Regions from separate parts of the Homo sapiens genome. Here region 1 is linked to region 2. A link is a contact called in ENCODE POLR2A ChIA-PET data. All regions are on one chromosome and are shown on one strand. The core of a region is the stretch at or near the end of the contact, and the rest is flanking DNA. Distances in the headings are between cores, read along the strand shown. Region 1 has its middle 11 kb from the start of MIR422A. Region 2 overlaps CA12 (carbonic anhydrase 12).

Region 1 (2,700 bases), core at 69-2,568, 490 kb before region 2:
TGTAGCTCTTATCACAGTCTGATATACTGTAGATTTATTTGTTATTTGTTCATTGTCCGTCTCTTCCCACTTAAATATAAACTCCATTAAGGCAAAGACTTTGTCTTGTTCACTGCTGTATCCCTCCAATTACAACAGTGCTTGAAAAATAGCAGTGCTCAATAGATATTTGTCGAATGAATGAATGAATGCTGGGAACCAAGTGAATATTTGTTGAATTGAGGGGTACTGGACCCCACTTTTTGTTTTTCTTTGAGACAGTCTCACTCTGTGCCCAGGCTGGAGTGCAGTGGTGCAATCTTGGCTCACTGCAACCTCTGCCTCCCAGGTTCAAGCAATTCTCCTGCCTCAGCCTCCCAAGCAGCTGGGACTATAGGCACAAGCCACTAATTTTTGTATTTTTAGTAGAGACAGGGTTTTACCATGTTGGCCAGGCTGGTCTCAAACTCTTGACCCCAGGTGATCCACCTGTCTCAGCCTCCCAGAGTGCTGGGTTCACAGGCATAAGCCACTGCACCTGGCCTGGACCCTACTCTTGATCTTTGTGGATCACACAGACCTGTATCTTCCTTTTCAGAGATTCTTTAAAAAAAAGAGAGAGAGAGATTTTTTCTAAATCAGTTACCAAGGCTGTTAAATGGGAAAATGAATAGCTAGTCTAAAGGAGGAAATTTAGCACTTGTAGAACAGCAAGGGGGTGCTTGAAGCATGACAGCTGAAGGTAACATATATAGGTAATGTAATACAGGTAACATAGCCTACATGAGTAATGTCTAGTCTGAAAACGAATACTACTTTGAGTATTTAAAACAGAAAGATGTTAATAGACATCACACAAGCAATGGAAGAATCAAGAAAGCACTGGAGAGTATGACACAACTCAGATCAGCAGCAGCAGGAAACCATTTCTACTCCTAGGCCAGAGAGTGAGGAGGAAGGTTTTCAGGGCACAGGGACCAGGGACATCAACAGATACTTTCTTGTAATTCTGACAGCTGCTATAAGGAGAGGAGTCTGGGGCATCTGGCCGCGTTTCCAAATCTGCTCGGCCCTTTTCTTCCAAGGATGATCTGGTTCTGCTCTTTGATCCAGGGCACTGCTTTAAAGAGCCTGTTTGTTTGTGGCAGGCACCAGACTAGTATTGTCACTGGTTCATGGACTCTGAAAGCACCTAGAAGATCCACTGTTCCTGTGGCAGTGGATGATGGCAGCTGGTACACCCTGGGTGCAGCTGGTGTCTTTGATTTAGTACAAGCACCTTTCAAAGATTTCATTACACTTGAAAGCCTCACCTCCGGAAGGCAGTGGGTGGGGGAGCAGCTGTTCAGCCTCTGTAGAGATAGGACCAATGGGTGCATTTCTGAGGAAGTAGACTTCAACTAAGGAAGAAGTTTTTAACACAGCTGCCAGCAATGGCCTTGGCTCTCTTGTGAAGAAGTGAGCTTTCTGCTCCAGAAGGTATTCTAGCAGTCTGTCAAAAATCTTGCAGTGAGGAAAGCCTACAGTGGCCTACAAAAGCCTGCTAAATGCCTTCTCCATTGCTTCTAACTTTGCCCAACTCTGAATTCTGTGGGTGAACAACTAGCTCCTTTCATTCTGGCCCTCTATTCTTTCTTTTTTCTTTTTCTTTTCTTTTTTTTTTTTTTTTTTTTGAGACGTATCACTGGTGTCGCCCAGGCTAGAGTGCAGTGGGGCCATCTTAGCTCACTGCAACCTCTACTTCCTGGGTTCAAGTGATTCTCCTGCCTCAGCCTCCTGAGTAGCTGGGATTACAGGCATGCACCATGACACCTGGCTAGTTCTTTTGGTATTTTTAGTAGAGACAGGGTTTCACCATGTTGGCCAGGCTGGTCTCGAACTCCTGACCTCAAGTGATCTGCCCGCCTCAGCCTCCCAAAGTGTTGAGATTACAGGCATGAGCTACCATGCCCAGCCTGGCCCTCTATTCTTGACACATCCTTCTGCAGACCAACCCCATGTCTGCAAGTTTCATAACCCCAGTGAGAGAGCATCTGAGGGCAGGGTAGGCATGTGCCACTCAGTAGGCCTTCCCTCCTGTCTCACTTCTCACTCCCATGGCCAACTCATAGCCTGGCTTTTGGTTGAGGAAACTGGCACTTGGTGAGTATAGTAGATCGAATAACAGCCCCTCAAAGATGTCCACATCTTAATTCCTGAACCTATGTTAATTTACATGGCAAAAAGAGGTCTTGCAGATGTGATTAAATTAGAAATCATGGGATGGGGAGATGATCCCAGATTAGCCAGGTGAGCCCAATGCAATCACTAGAGTCCTTATAAAAGAAAGGCAGGGCAGAGAAGAAGACAGAAGCAGGGGTTGGAGTGATGTTCTTTGTAAAAATGGAGGAAGCAGCCATGAGCCAAAGAATGCAGATGACATCAGAAGCTGGAAAAGGCAAGGGAATGGATCTCCCCTAGGGCCTCCAGAAAGAATGCAGCCCTGCTAACACCTTGCTTTTAGCCCCATAAGACCCATTTTTTTTTCAGGCTTCTGACCTCCAGAACTGCAAGATAATAAACTTGTATTGTTTTAAGCTACTACATTCGTCATAATTCATTTTCAAAACAGGAAACTAATATAGAGGACTTACGATCCATTCCCATGACAACCAACACAACAGCCTGGTAGCTGACCAAATAAAAAGGCCAGGCATGGTGGCTCACACGTGTAATCTCAGC
Region 2 (2,700 bases), core at 119-2,618:
GTTCGCCAAGGGCGGGCTTCTCAGTGCAGCCACACTGACCTGTCCAGAAGCATTTCTCCCTGACCACTAGCTCTGGCCAGCCCTCTGTCCCTCCTACCCTGCATAATTAGAGCAGCTCTTTGCTGAGGAAGCAGAGGGCAGAGTCTAATGATGCATGGACATGCATGGGGTAAGCACAAAGGCAAGTCTGGTTTTTATTAGTGACATGGGCATGTGTGATGTGGAGTCAGCCCTCAGAGGGGACGTGCAGGAGAGGACAGATGGAAGACAGCTAAGGAGGCAAACTCCTCCTGAGGTCTTGGCTAGCTCCTCCTTAGGTCCTGGCTGGCAGCTGGCACCTGTGCTCAGGGCTGCACAGGTAGACAGAGGGCCCAGCATAAGTGCTGGAGGGAAACGGCTTCCAAGCAATAAGGGCCGCACTGAATGGGGCAAGTCCAACCAAAGGCTCCGTGCTGGGCATGGTGGCTCATGTGCAGAACTCAGCTTCTTTGCACGTACACTGCTGAGTCATTCTCCAGGGGCCTCCCACTGTCTGGCACACATGGTAGGACTTTTAGAAGTACAAAAAAGGGAGTTCTACCCCTACATCCTCATAGCTGAGTCACCAGGCTGACTGCATGGATGGCTCCTCCCTGGAGAGAGGAGGACCATCTGACTGCCAAGATGGGGCCAGCGCCACCTCTTTGAGCCCCTCCTAGGGTGCTGAAACAGCAGCTGAATGGCTGCTGGGCTTAGCATGGCTGAGGTGGCATCATGAGAGAGAGGCTGGGGATGATGTGACATGGACCTTCCCCGCCGGAAATCAGTCCCGCATCAATCCCGCTGAGCCCGGCAGCTTCACTTGCTGTGAACTGAGGACAGCTGCAGGTCAGGTTGTCATGTGAGCTAAGGACAAACTCCAGCCTGCTAAGGTATCAGAATATGTGCCCTGTGGGGGATGAAGATGACCGGAAGGAGGCAGGAAGGGTTGTGGGCACGTTCAGGTCCTTGGTGTGGGTGCTGCAGTCAGTTTTTGAGCATTCATCCAGCTGTTTGCTTATGGTCTACACACTTTTCGGTATATATTTCATATTCAATAAAAGAGTTACAAAGTTCCAGCTGGCTGGGAGATTCATCCTTACTCTGATAGCTTTTTTAGTCCTTCCCCAAGAAAAAACCAAACCAAACCAAAACAAAACAAAAAACCCAAAAACAAAACAAAAAAAACCCTAGTGTGTTCAAAACAACAGAGCAACCAGAAAGAATGACTGTATTGGAGCTAGACCCGAGAGCACATCATGTTAGCTGAGAATGGGCGTGGTGTTTCATCCCTGATGATATCAGATATTGGCTTGCTGCTTCTTGGATGTGAGCTGGTTGAGAAATAGATGAAAACCCCTGTTTGCTCAAGATCTGCAAAGTCTTAAACGCGATGGGATGGCAGAAGAACATGGATGACAAGCCTTCCTCCTGGAGGGTGCGCCAACCCCTATCACAGCCCCACAGGGCACCCGCGAGGCCAGCCCCTCCATCCTGTTCAGGAAACCTTGGAAAGAAGGTGGCCTGGCACGGGGGTGCCAGGTGGCTGGCTGTGGCTGTGGCCGCACATGCTTACAGGTCAGCCTGCCCAGTTCTCTGTTGCGGCAGGCCAGCCCTCGTGGCCCTCGGCTCTGGCAGGACTCGGTGTGAGCCGGGCAGTGCTGTGCATTCCTTTTGCTGCACTCCTTGGTTCCTCTCCCAGATAATACATTGTCCGTCTTAAAGAATTTCCTTTGGAAATCAGGGGGAGATCCTCCACTGGGGCAAACCTCATTTTCATGTCCCTGAAGTCCTCCAGGCCCACACCTCCACCCGCCTTCTGTCCTGTATCTGCGGAAATATTTATTTTCTGTAATGAACTTTCTTGGGGCTCCAGACACCCTCTCAGCCTCTTCCCACACAGAACTAGAAATGGAACACATGAAAGGAGGCCAGGAAGCAAACTCTTGACTTTCTATTCTTCAGCAGTGATAAAGGCACTGTGTGACCTCACACCTGAATTGCAATATAAAAAGCAGGCTGCAGTGAGAGCTCAGGGGAGACTCAAAACAGCAGGGAGCACCTGCAATTAATAGACCGAGGGCTCTTGTCTCTATCAAAGGGAGGGAGGCTTGGCCATCTCAAAACATTCCAGCCACTTCTCGCGACTCCCAGCTGCCATCCTGAGGATGAATAAGGGGCACAAAGTACTCTCAGGAGAGCCGGAAAAGGCCAGACATGTTTTTCTTTTTTCTTTTTTTTCTTTTTTTTTTTGAGATGGAGTCTCGCTCTGCCACCCAGACTGGAGTGCAGTGGTGCAATCTTGGCTCACTGCAACCTCCGCCTCCCAGGTTCAAGCGATTCTCCTGCCTCAGACTCCCAAGTAGCTGGGATTACAGGCACCCACCACCACGCCCGGCTAATCTTTGTATTTTTAATAGAGACGGGGTTTCACCATGTTGACCAGGCTGGTCTCGAACTCCTGACTTCAGGTGACCCACCTGCCTTGGCCTCCCAAAGTGGTGGGATTACAGGCATGAGCCACCGTGCCCCGCCCAGATATGCTTTTCCTATCTTTTCTTTTTTTCTTTTTTTTTTTTTTTTGAGACAGGGCTTTGTCATCCAGGCTGGAGTGCAGTGGCACAATCACTGCTCGCTGCAGCCTCCATCACCTGGGCTCAAGGGATTCTCCTGTCTCAGCCT

The links. ChIA-PET counts read pairs that join two places held with the same protein, here RNA polymerase II (POLR2A).
Region 1: POLR2A ChIA-PET joins it to region 2 with 10 read pairs in A673. The contact joins two enhancer-like sites. POLR2A ChIA-PET finds 5 or more read pairs at or near these places in 2 of 52 experiments (A673 and activated T-cell).

What each region holds. Positions count from the first base shown.
Region 1 is chr15:63,858,934-63,861,633 of GRCh38, reverse strand. No RefSeq gene overlaps it. Among named protein-coding and RNA genes, the nearest start is that of MIR422A, 11 kb to the left of the region's middle. RefSeq lists an enhancer at 1,114-1,173. Within about 2 kb of position 1,318, at least 8 of the 41 ENCODE cell types and tissues checked have a DNase peak (open chromatin) inside an H3K27ac peak, as active enhancers do.
Region 2 is chr15:63,370,344-63,373,043 of GRCh38, reverse strand. All of the region lies in intron 2 of CA12 (carbonic anhydrase 12), which reads left to right. Among named protein-coding and RNA genes, the nearest start is that of CA12, 10 kb to the left of the region's middle. Within about 2 kb of position 1,368, at least 11 of the 41 ENCODE cell types and tissues checked have a DNase peak (open chromatin) inside an H3K27ac peak, as active enhancers do.